Linked DNA regions of Homo sapiens: region 1 is linked to region 2. A link is an interaction called in ENCODE POLR2A ChIA-PET data of the cell type or tissue named here. Cell type or tissue: PC-9. All regions are shown on one strand. Each heading gives the region's core, and the rest is flanking DNA. Links, peaks and the distances in the headings are about the cores only.

Region 1 (6,392 bases), core at 1,884-4,383, 840 kb after region 2:
TCTAGGCCATAAGGACTGCAATTTTTAGATAAGTCCTAATGCTGAACTGGGCCCAGGAACAGTGGACTAGGAAGGCAGAGGAGGTACTCAACCTACTGAGACACCAGCTGGGGAAGCCAAGGGAGTGCTGGAATCACCCCTCCCCTAACCCCAAGCTGCACAGCTTGCAGATCCAAAAGAGGCTCCTTCCTTCCACTTCTTCCTGGAGGGAACAATGGGGAAGACTCAAGATGTATCTTACATCTTGGATACCAGCTTTTCAACAGCAGGATGGGGCACTGGTCAGAATCACTAGGCCCCCATTCCAGGCCCTAGATCCCAGGTTACATTTCTAGACACACCCTCAGCCATAAGGGACACACTGTCTTGAGGGAGGGGCCCAATCCTGACAGTATTCACCACCTGCTAAGTAAAGAGCCCTTGGGCCCTGAACAACCAGCAGTGGTACCCAGGTACTATGCTGAGGGCCTTGGGTGAGCCTCTGAGACTTGCTGGTGAGATTCAGCACATTACCAGCTATAGCAGCTATGGGACAAAACTCCTTCTGCTTGAGAAAAGCAGAGAAAAAATAAAGGGGACTTTTTCTTGCACCTTAGGAACCAGTACAGCCACAGAGAGGTAGAGCACCAAGCAGGCTCTTGGGATCCCTGATTCAAGGACTTGACTCTTGGACAGCATCTCTGGACCTGCCCGGGGCCAGAGGGGAGCCCACTGTCCTGAATGGTGAGCTCCAGGCCAGGCAACATGTACCACAAGCTGACTTAAGAGCCCGTGGGCATTAAGTGAGCATTGGCAGTAGTCCGGCAGAACTCCCCATTGCCTGTGGTGGTGGTGGATACAGGGTGAGGCTTCTCTGCCTTTGGAAAGGGGAGGGAAGAGTAGAAAGAACTGTTTTGTGGTTTCATTGCCAGCTCAGCCACAGTACAATAGAATACAAGGTGGAATTCCAAAGTTCTGACCCTAGTCTTGACTCCTGGACAGAACCTCTAGAACCAACTGGGCCTGGGGCAACTCGCTACCTTGAAGAGAAGGATATAGGCCTAACTGGCTTTGCCAACTGCTGATTATAGAGCCCCCTAGGCCTTCGGCAAACATAGGCAGTAGCCAGGGAGTTGTTACAGCAGGAATTGGGTGAGATTCAGTGCTGTGCTGGCTTCAGGTCTGACCCAGTGCAGTTACAGTGGTGGTAGCCACAGGGGTGATTGCATCACTTCACCCTCAGATTTAGATGGCTCAGAACAGAGAGAGACTCCATTTGTTTGGTAGAAACTAAGGGAAGAGAACAAGAGTCTCTGCCTGGCAATCCAGAGAATTCTCCTGGATCTTGTCAAAGACCATCAAAACAGTACCTTTATGAGTCTGCAAGAATCACAGCATGGCTGGGCTTTGGGTGCCCCTTACAGCAGATACAGCTTAGATCACAACACCCAAGTCCTTTCAAACATCTGGAAAGCCTTTCCAAGAAAGATGGGCACAAACAAGTCCATATAGTGAAGACTACAATAACTACATAAGTCTTCCATTCCCAGACACCAAAGAACATCTATAGCATCAACACCATCTAGGAAAACATGGCATCACCAAATGAACTAAATAAGCCACCAGGATTCTCTAATTCTGGAGAAACAGAGATATGTGACCTTTCAGACAGCTAATTCAAAATAGCTGTGTTGAAGAAACTCAAATTCAAGGTAACAAAGAGAAGGAGCTCAGAATTCTGTCAGATAAATTGAATAAAGAGATTGAAACAATTAAAAAGAATCAAGCAAAAATTCTGGATCTAAAAATGCAATTGGCGGCCGGGTGCGGTGGCTCACGCCTGTAATCCCAGCACTTCGGGAGGCCGAGGCGGGTGGATCACGAGGTCAGGAGATCGAGACCATCCTGGCTAACACGGTGAAACCCCGTCTCTACTAAAAATACAAAAAATTAGCCGGGCGTGGTAGCGGGCGCCTGTAGTCCCAGCTACTCGGGAGGCTGAGACAGGAGAATGGCGTGAACCCGGGAGGCGGAGCTTGCAGTGAGCCGAGATCGCGCCACTGCACTCCAGCCTGGGCGACAGAGCGAGACTCCGTCTCAAAAAAAAAAAAAAAAATGCAATTGGCATACTGAAGAATGCATCAGAGTCTCTTAATAGCAGAATTGATCAAGCAGAAGAAAGAATTTGTGAGCTTGAAGATAGGCTACTTGAAAATACATAGCAGAGACAAAAGAAAAAATAATAAAAAACAATAAAGCACACCTACAGGGCCTAGAAAATAGCTTCAAAAGGGCAAAGCTAAGAGTTTTTGGCCTTAAAGAGGAGGTAGAGAAAGAGACAGAATTAGAAAGTTTATTGAAACAGATAATATCAGAGAACTTCCTAAACCTAGCAAAAGATATCAATATCCAAATACAAGAAAGTTATAGAACACCAAGCAGATTTAACCCAAAGAAGACTATCTCAAGGCATTTAATAATCAAACGCCCAAAATTCAAGGATAAGGAATGGATCCTAAGGGCAGAAAGAGAAAAGAAAAAAAATAACATACAATGGAGCTTCAATATGTTTGGCAGCAGACTTTTCAGTGGAAACCTTACAGACCAGGAGAGAGTGGCATGATATACTTAAAGTGCCAGAAGAAAATAACTTTTACCATAGAATAGCATATCCTGTGAAAATATCCTTCACACACTAAAGAGAAATAAAGACTTTTCCAGACAAACAAAACCTGAAGGATTTCATCAACACAAGACCTGTCTTACAAGAAATGCTAAAGGGAGTACTTCAATCACAAAGAACAGGATGTTAATGAGCCATAAGCAATCAACTGAAAGTACAAAACTTACTGATAATAGTAAGTACATGGAATAATACAAAATTTTATAATGCTGTAACCTACTGTTACTCTAAGTAGAAAGACGAAATGACAAACCAATCAAATATAATAACTACAACAACTTTTCAAAGCATATACAGTACAATAAGACAAATAGAAAAAACAAAGTTATAAAGTGGAGGGATTAAGTTAAGGCATAGAGTTTTTATTAGTTTTCTTTTTGCTTGCTTGTTTGTTTGTGGAGTGTTAAGTTGTTATCAGGTTAAAATAATGAGTTATACAATCATATTTGCAAGCCTCATGGTAACCTCAAAAAAAACATAAAATGAATACACAAAAAATAAAGAGCAAGAAACTAAATCATGTCACGAGAGAAATTCACCTTCTCTAAAGGAAGACAGGTAGGAAAGAAGAAAGAAAGAAAAAGAGAGAAAGAAAGAAAGAGAGAGAAAAGAACACCACAAAATGACCAGAAAACAAATAAGAAAACGGCAGGAGTAAGTCCTTACTTGTCAATAATAACATTGAATAGAATAAATTCTCTAAAAGATATAGAGTGGCATAATGGATGAAAAAACTAGACCCAATGATCAGTTGCCTACAAGAAACATACTTGCCCTATAAAGATGCACTTAGACTGACTATAAAGGGATGGAAAATGATATTCCATGCCAGTGGAAACCAGAAAAGGGCAGTAGTAGCTATACTGACACCAGGCAAAATAGGTTTCAAGAAAAAAGCTTTAAGAAGAGACAAAGGGTGTGGCCATTCCAAGATGGCCAAATAGGAACAGCTCTGATCTGCAGCTCCCAGCATGATCAACGCAGAAGATGGGTGAGTTCTGCATTTCCAACTGAGGTACTTGGTTCATCTCATTGAGACTGGTTGAACAGTGGGTGCAGCCCACAGAGGGCAAGCCAAAGCAGGGTGGGGCATCGCCTCACCCCGGAAGCACAAGGGGTTGGGGGATTTCAGTTTCCTAGCCAAGGAAAGCCGTGACAGACTGTACCTGGAAAAACGGGACACTCCCACTCAAATACTGTGCTTTTCCAACAGTCTTAGCAAACAGCACACCAGGAGATTATATCCCATGCCTGGCTTGGCGGGTCCCATGCCCCCAGAGCGTTGCTCACTGCTAGCACAGCAGTCTGAGATCGACTTGTGATGCAGCAGCCTGGCAGGGGGAGGGGCTTCAGCCATTGCTGAGTCATGAGTGGTAAACAAAGTGGCCAGGAAGCTCGAACTCAGCAGAACCCACTGCAGCACCGCAAGGCTTGCTGCCTCTATAGACTCCACCTCTAGAGGCAGGGCATAGCTGAACAAAAGGCAGCAGAAACTTCTGCAGACTTAAACGTCCCTGTCTGACAGCTCTGAAGAGAGCAGTGGTTCTACCATCATGGTGTTTGAGCTCTGAGAACGCACAGATTGCCTCCTCAAGTGGGTCCCTGACCCCCATGTAGCCTAACTGGGAGACACCCCCCAGTAGGGGCTGACTAACACCTCATACAGGCGGGTGCCCCTCTGGAATAAAGCTTCCAGAAGAAATATCAGATAGCAGTATTTGCTGTTCTGCAATATTCGCTGTTCTGCAATATTCGCTGTTCTGCAGCCTCCACTGGTGATACCCAGGCAAACAACAGGGTCTCAAGTGGACCTCCAGCAAACTCCAAGATACCTGCAGCTGAGGGGCCTGACCATTAGAAGAAAAATTAACAAACAGAAAGGAATAGCACCAACAAAAAGGACATCCAAGCCAATACGCCATCTGTAGGTCACCAACATCAAAGACCAAAGTTGGATAAAATCACAAAGATTGGGAGAAACCAGAGCAGGAAAGCTGAAAATTCTAAAAACCAGAGGGCCTCTTCTCCACCAAAGGATTGCAGCTCCTCACCAGCAACAGAACAAAGCTGGATGGAGGATGACTTTGACGAGTTGATAGAAGTAGGCTTCAGAAGGTTGGTAATAACAAACTACTCTGAGCTAAAGGAGGATGTTTGAACCCAGCACAAGGAAGCTAAAAACCTTGAAAAAAATTAGATGAATGGCTAACTAGAATAAACAGTGTAGAGAAGACCTTAAGTGACCTGATGGAGCTGAAAACCATGGCATGAGAACTACGTGACACATGCATAAGCTTCAATAGCCAATTTGATCAAGTGGAAGAAAGGGTATCAGTGATTGAAGATCAAATTAATGAAATATGAAAATCAAATCAATGAAATAAAGTGAGAAGAGAAGTTTACAGAAAAAAAGAGTAAAAAGAAATGAACAAAGAATTCAAGAAATGTGGGACTATGTGAAGAGACCAAATCCACGTTTGATTTGCAGTATCTGAAAGTGACTGGGAGAATGAAACCAAGTTGGAAAACACTCTTCAGGATATTATCCAGGAGAACTTCCCCAACCTAGTGAGGCAGGCCAACATTCAAATTCAGAAAATACAGAGAACACCACAAAGATACTCCTCAATAAGAGCAACCACAAGACACATAATTGTCAGATTCACCAAGGTTGAAATGAAGGAAAAAAATGTTAAGGGCAGCCAGAGAGAAAGGTCTGGTTACCCACAAAGGGAAGCCCATCAGACTAACAGCAGACCTCTCGGCAGAAACTCTACAAGCCAGAAGAGAGTGGGGGCCAATAGTCAACATTTTTGTTGTTTAATTATACTTTAACTTTTAGGGTACATGTGCACAACGTGCAGGTTTGTTACATATGTATACATGTGCCATATTGGTGTGCTGTACCCATTAACTCATCATTTAGCATTAGATATATCTCCTAATGCTATCCCTCCCCCTTCCCCAACCCCACAACAGTCCCCGGTGTGTGATGTTCCCCTTCCTGTGTCCATGTGTTCTCATTGTTCAACTCCCACCTATGAGTGAGAACATGTGGTGTTTGGTTTTTTGTCCTTGCAATAGTTTGCTAAGAATGATGGTTTCCAGCTTCATCCATGTCCCTACAAAGGATATGAACTCATCATTTTTTATGGCTGCATAGTATTCCATGGTATATATGTGCCACATTTTCTTACTCCAGTCTATCATTGTTGAACATTTGGGTTGGTTCCAAGTCTTTGCTGTTGTAAATAGTGCTGCAGTAAATACACATGTGCATGTGTCTTTATAGCAGCATGATTTATAATCCTTTGGGTATATACGCAGTAATGGGATGGCTGGGTCAAATGGTATTTCTAGTTCTAGATCCCTGAGGAATCGCCACACTGACTTCCACAATGGTTGAACTAGTTTACAGTCCCACCAACAGTGTAAAAGTGTTCCTATTTCTCCACTTCCTCTCCAGCACCTGTTGTTTCTTGACTTTTTAATGATCGCCATTCTAACTGGTGTGAGATGGTATCTCATTGTGGTTTTGATTTGCATTTCTCTGATGGCCAGTGATGATGAGCATTTTTTCGTGTGTTTTTTGGCTGCATAAATGTCTTCTTTTGAGAAGTGCCTGTTGATATCCTTCGCCCACTTTTTGATGGGGTCGTTTGTTTTTTTCTTGTAAATTTGTCTGAGTTCATTGGAGATTCTGGATATTAGCACTTTGTCAGATGAGTAG
Region 2 (6,392 bases), core at 2,197-4,696:
CTTTCTTCTCCTTCATCAATCCTACTATTGCATTTTTCATTCATTCATTATATTCGGCAATAGGATTTCTCTTTGTCTTTGAAAAATAATTTCAATCTCTCTATTAAATTTGTTTTATTTATTGTTTTCTTGATTTTATGAAATTGTTTCCCTGTAATTTTTTTGAAGTTTGTTGAGCTTCCTTAAAACAATTATTTTGACTTTTTTGTCTCTTAGTTTATATATTTCCACTTCTCTTGACTCAGCCACTGGGAGATTTTTGTATTTTTTTGGTGGTTTATGTCACCTCAGCTTTTCATGTTTCTTATTTCCTTACACTGATGTCTGTGCATCTGAAGAAGTAAGGGCTTATTCCAGTCTTTGCAGACTGGCTTTGTCTGGGAAAACTCTTTATCAGTCAGCCTTTCCATAGAACCTGTGCATGCCATTTGGTGTCGTCTAAGGGTAGGCCTGCTGTTGGAGTCCTCAGGTAGGTTGGCTGGGCTTGGTGTCTGGGTGCCTGGGTCAGCAGGTGGGTGGGTCTATAGGGTTGGGCCTAAGTCTAGATCCACAAGTGTGGACCTATTGATTGAGTCCCCATGGATAGGCCTGAAACCTGGGTACACAAGGGCAGACCTGACGCCTATGTCTGCAAATATTTGCCTACATCTGTAGAGGCTGGCCTTATCCTTGGGTCCACAGGGGGCTACTTGGCTCTGGGATTGGCTTTGAGTCTGAGTCTGCAGGAAATAGTCAGTTACTGGGATGGATCTGATGTCCAGGATTATAGGGGACAGCCCAGTGCTGGAGAAGTTCCAGAGGCTGGGCTGCTAAGGTAGACCTGGCAGTAGAGTGGCCCAGAGACCAAGTCTGCTGTATAGACCTTGAGTCTAAGGCTATAAGCCCCTGATCAGTGCTGGGAAAGGTGTGGAAGCTCAGTCCACAAGTACTAGCCTGGTGTCTAGGGCTGTGAGGGTCTCTTTGGTGCTGGGTTTTTCTGTGGCAGGCCCAGTGTTGGGGTCTAAGGCAAAGTCTGATGCTCACTTCCTTCTCCTACCATCATGTGGAGGGTATCTGTCTCCATGCTGTGCTGTCTGGTAATTGGGGGAAAAGTGAAGCAGGTAATGTGAAACTGTCCTTCCTCTCTCTCCAGTGCATCTTTTCTTGTTTCCGTGCTATACCCAGGTGCTGAAATCTCTCACCTGGTTTCCTTCACTTTTGTGAAGGTATTTTTGTGTGCGGATAGTTGTTCAAATTGATGTTTCTGTGAGAGAGGGAGCACTGGAGAGCCTTATTTTATCATCTTGCTGACATCTCCTCAAATCATACTTTTAAAAGGCATTTATTTAATCTGTAGTAGTATATTATTTAATTTCTGTTTGAGAACACAGACATAGTTCCTGAAACTTGCTGAAGCAATTTTTAATAATCAACGGATAGTACATCACAAAATGCCATATATCTACATTCAGAAGGCAATGAAGTTTTTGGTAATTGGAAACCAGGTCATTGCTTAATGCATAGTAAGGTCACATTACTGAGAAATCATAGGAATTAATTATATCTAATCAATTCTTTTGATAATTGTGCATATTGCAATAATATTTTCATTATTTTGGCGATTGTTGGTAAGACTATTTGTGAAACAAATACTGAGCTCCATTTTGGGGTAATGAACTGCTGTTGGTGCCACAGAGAATATAAGGCTTTAGAGAAAAATTGGACATGCTAAACTGTGCCATTAGCCAAATAAAACAATAAAAGTGCATATCATTTTGTGCTTCATCAGAGTCATTTTACCAAAATTTTTATTTTCTAATTAATTGGTGAAAATTTAACAAGTCCTAGTCATCAAATTAAGAAAAAAAAAATTAGAAAACTCTATGTGTAGAGATTCAAGGAAATATAAAATCAAAATGTTGTATATTTCCTTAATGGATTTCCTGTTCTATCTAATTTTGTACTAAGATATACCCTTCTTGCTTAAAGCGTTTTAATAAAGCATGCATCTTTTGACAATCATCTAACTGCCAAGCTTAATAAGAAAAAACAAAGCATATTTCAGTAAGATATAATATCATTTACTTTGATCCAGATGTTGAATTAATAATGAGTGCACACACTGAGATACAGTGCTATTTAAAGCTTTTGTTGACATTTTAAACAAGGCAGCAGAACACAGGGAGATCCTTAATTAGGACAAAGCAGACAAACACCAACAACTTGATGGACTGTCATATGGTTCAGAGCATAAGTGTTAGGGAAAAATGTCAGTTCAGGGCTCAAAGAAGAATCAAAGGAACAACTTTGTACAACTTAGATTTCTCATATCTGGTTTTTATCTCTTTAGAGATTCATGTGTTTAGAGGTCTTTGATGTCCATGATACTTTGACAAAAAAGTGTTTAAGAATGTAAGTGTTGACTGCTTGTATGATAGTTGCCAGCTCTAGCTGTAAGTGTAGACTGACAGAAAATTGGAACAGAAATCAGTGTGTGGCAGGCACAAATTTGTCTTTAATGAATATCTTTTACAGGTGTCAAATTATCCAGTTTAATGTTTCTTCAACCATAAGAATTCCATTATTCTGTCTTTTCCCATAAGAGACCATAAATGTATTCATCTGTCACTAATTAACTCTGTGATTGTGGGCAAATCACTTATGCTTTCTCAGTTTCTATATTCTCATTTGAAAATTGAATAAGGGTGGCATTAGATAATCTCTGAACTTTCTTTTACCACTAATATCCTATAATGCTGTTGAAAAAGATACTTCCCATGTATCTTTGAAAATTATCTCAAAGATTCAGTAAAAAATAAATTCACACATTTTACTCAATGAATATTACTTATATATATGGGATAAAATGAATGAAGTCACAAGAAAGGGCAACTTTTTTTTTTTTTTAGACGGAGTCTCGCTCAGTCACCCAGGCTGGAATGCAGTGGTGTGATCTTGGCTCACTGCAAGCTCCACCTCCCAAGTTTATGCCATTCTCCTGCCTCAGCCTCCCGAGTAGCTGGGAACACAGGCACCTGCCACAATGCCCGGCTAATTTTTTATACTTTTAGTAGAGATGGGGTTTCACTGTGTTAGCCAGGATGGTCTCGATCTCCTGACCTCGTGATCTGCCCACCTCGGCCTCCCAAAGGCCTGGGATTACAGGCAGAAAGAGCAACTTTTACCTTCGAAAGCTCAATTAGGAATTGAACAGGTACTTGTTAAAGAGATCGCTTTAGTAGAAAGTCATGGCCAACAGCAAGAACTCCATAGAATGCCCACAGAATCCATATTTTTCAACTATAGATTTATTATGCAGAATTCTACTCTTGTCTGTACTGTCTGCCAACAGCCATATTTTATAGCTGAATTTTACGTTTCTAAAAATAGAGAAAATGGAAGGAAATGCTGACGTGCTGTCTCAGAGAAGGAAAAGGTACAGCTGCAATTGTTGAAACCTCAGTGGTAGAAAAACATTGCAATTCAGTTGTTTTCTTTGTCCTCAAATTACTGTATACCTTAGATCTCTAACATGCCATGTCACAACATTGCTATGTAGAGTGTCCACATATTTATTCTCCAAACCACAACACTTAAAGGAGCGAAGGGCGTAAGTGCTACTAATAATTACAAGGACAATAAGCATAAAATGGAACTATTTTGTACAAACTGGGAAATATGGTCACCCTATTGGCTTATGTTTCTATTTCTTGTTTTACAAAGATGTTCACTTTAAATATTGTTTTATTAGTCTTTATTTTAGATTCAACAGTATTGACACTTGCTCTGGATTACTCTTTAAATTGGGTTTTAATAAAAGTTTCATCATTAATTAGCTATATGACTTCATGATATATTTTTTAAAATTTCCTTGAATCTTAGTTTCCTGACTGTGAGGATTATTAAGGTCTATATAAAGACAGCTTAACATATGGTGGTTTCTCAGAAAAAAAGTGACTTCCTTTAACTAGATAGAGAACAGTGTTTTTTTTTTTATCAAGTTCTCAGAGACTTGAGAGAGTAGATCTGAGATCATTATAGTTTTTCTAGTGTCACAATTGTTCTATGGTTTCTTTCCTTTTAATTATATTGGTGTTGAGGATCTTTTTCTACATTTTATTCAATTGTTTAGGTGATGTCTCATATTAACGTCCTCCACCGAAGATCTATCTGGATCTTTCTGGGGGTGATAGCAATTTAAAGTTTGGAAAGCTTTCAAAGGGTTCAGAGGCATGCTTTCTATCATGCCTTTCTGGTGCCCTGCGAGTCAAAATCCTCATGTGCTTCATTTGCAAGAAATGGCCAATTACTAGCTTTTTGTGAAATTCTACTTGCTTGACTTCTATAACATTGCAATATTCTCATTTTTCATGTATTTCTTTAGCTATTCTCTTTTGCCTTAGTGAACTTACCTTCCTCTGTCCAATCTTTAAATTTTAATTTGGCCATTTACTCTCTATACCCACATATCTTCCCTGGGTGACCTCATCCACTGTCATAGTTTCAACAAACATCACTTGCTGTTAGTCTCAAATCTATACACATCTCTAGCCAACAGCATTCCTCTGAACTTCAGATTATATACTTAACTTTCAAATCATCATCTCTTCTCACATAACACTTAGGCTCACCTCTACCAATCTCATTTCCCCTTTTCCATTCTCTATTTCTTTAGATGGCTTCACCAACACGATCATCTTCCCAGGTACTCAGCTTAGAAATTGGGGACTCATATTCTTCTCTCCCATCACATATGTTCAATCAAAAACCAACTTCTACCAAGTTTATTTATTAACATTTATTAATTATTCCTGAATCTGTGTCTTTCGTTCACCCTCATCTTTTTTTTTTTTTAACCGCAGTCAGAACTTTCAATATTTTTTTATAGATCGTGCAATGGCTCCCTACCTCTTCTCTCTGCTTACAGTTACATCTTTCTTCAATCCAGCTGTAAATTTCACTGTTCCGTTCTCTTACATTCCTCAGTGGTTTCTCTTCTTCTTTCTTCCGTATCATGATACCCTGGATCATTTTTTTTTTTTTTTTTTTTTTTTTGAGACAGAGTCTCACTCTATCACCCAGGCTGGAGTGCAGTGGCACAATCTGGGCTCACTGCAACCTCCACCTCCCGGGTTCAAGCGATTCTCCTGCCTCAGCCTCCCGAGTAGCTGGGATTACAGGTGCCTGCCACCATGCCCGGCTAATTTTTGTATTTTTAGTAGAGGTGGGGTTTCACCATGTTGGCCAGGCTGGTCTTGAACTCCTGACTTCAAATAATCCACCCACCTCGGCCTCCCAGAGTTCTGGGATTACAGGCATGAGCCACAGCGCCTGGCCCCCTGGATCATCCTTGATCCACCCTTTGTCTGACCCTTCTGCTTCTCTAAGTACAGCTCTTATATCTTGTCACTTCTGACGACATGTTTTATTTTACTGTGACAAAATTCCTTCTTGTTTTCTTGGCATGCATGTACACACAGAGAAACACATGCACCACCACTACCACTACCACCACCACCACCACCACCCCTATTCTGTTTTCTACATACTGTAACTTGGCTTATAATGTGCTCTTGGCATGGAGTCACTTTTTTCCTCCTTCTTTTATCTTGACAACCTCCCACACATCTTTCGCTCACTGAATAAGCATCACTTTACTCCAGGAAATCAAATCTAGGCTTTGTTAGGACTTCTCCACCCTGTTCCCTTAGACCATATACAGGTTTCTATCATTTATCATGTTGTATACTAATGATCTGTTTTGCATCAGTCTTACCCCAGTAAATTGTGAACTCCTTGTGGTCAGCAGTCACCTTATTCAATTTTGAAATCTCAGTTTTTTATATAGTCTGCCATGTGTTAGGTGCCCAAGACCTTTACTGAATGAATACATTTAATAAAGAAATAAATAAATTCTAGTATTTATTAATTCACAGTGACCATGTACTTGTTTGTGTTTTTTTCCTCATTTAATTGAAACAATTTGGACATGTTTCATCAGTATAAAATTCATATAATTGACCACCAATATAAATTCATATGAAATTAACCATCAATAAAAATGTGTCTAATCCATTTTAAGTTATTGTTTATGCAATCCATATAAATTTGTGTTTGAATTTCTGCAATAATTTCAACCAAGGAAGTTCAAATCTTCCAAAATAATATGAAAGAAGTTTACAGTCTTTTGAAAAAATATTCAAAGGGTGAAAGTCACAGGCCCTGATAACTGTTCATATACTATCTTTAATGTCCTCTTATCCTTCATTTCTCACATCTCAATTACTCTTATCTGCTAAACTCTCCTAAAATACTCTCTCAACAGACACCTCTGGGGCATTTTTCTTTATCCCCACTCCTCATTTATTTTTTATTTAGATTGTCACTTAGCAAAAGAATAATTCCTATTAAAT

Evidence for each region. Peaks named below come from ENCODE experiments on the same cell type or tissue, not always from the same donor. Only the 100,000 strongest peaks of a DNase experiment are listed, where the experiment ranks them.
Region 1: POLR2A ChIA-PET joins it to region 2 with 5 read pairs; 2 of 35 experiments call an interaction of 5 or more read pairs at or near these places.

Annotation. Positions count from the first base shown.
Region 1 is chr4:85,193,847-85,200,238 of GRCh38, reverse strand. No RefSeq gene overlaps it. Among named protein-coding and RNA genes, the nearest start is that of WDFY3, 230 kb to the right of the region's middle. In PC-9, for the core only: no CTCF peak of the experiment used is centred there; no DNase peak of the experiment used is centred there.
Region 2 is chr4:86,034,013-86,040,404 of GRCh38, reverse strand. All of the region lies in intron 11 of MAPK10 (mitogen-activated protein kinase 10), which reads left to right. Among named protein-coding and RNA genes, the nearest start is that of MAPK10-AS1, 83 kb to the left of the region's middle. In PC-9, for the core only: no CTCF peak of the experiment used is centred there; a DNase peak (open chromatin) is centred at 3,444; H3K27ac peaks cover 530 bases.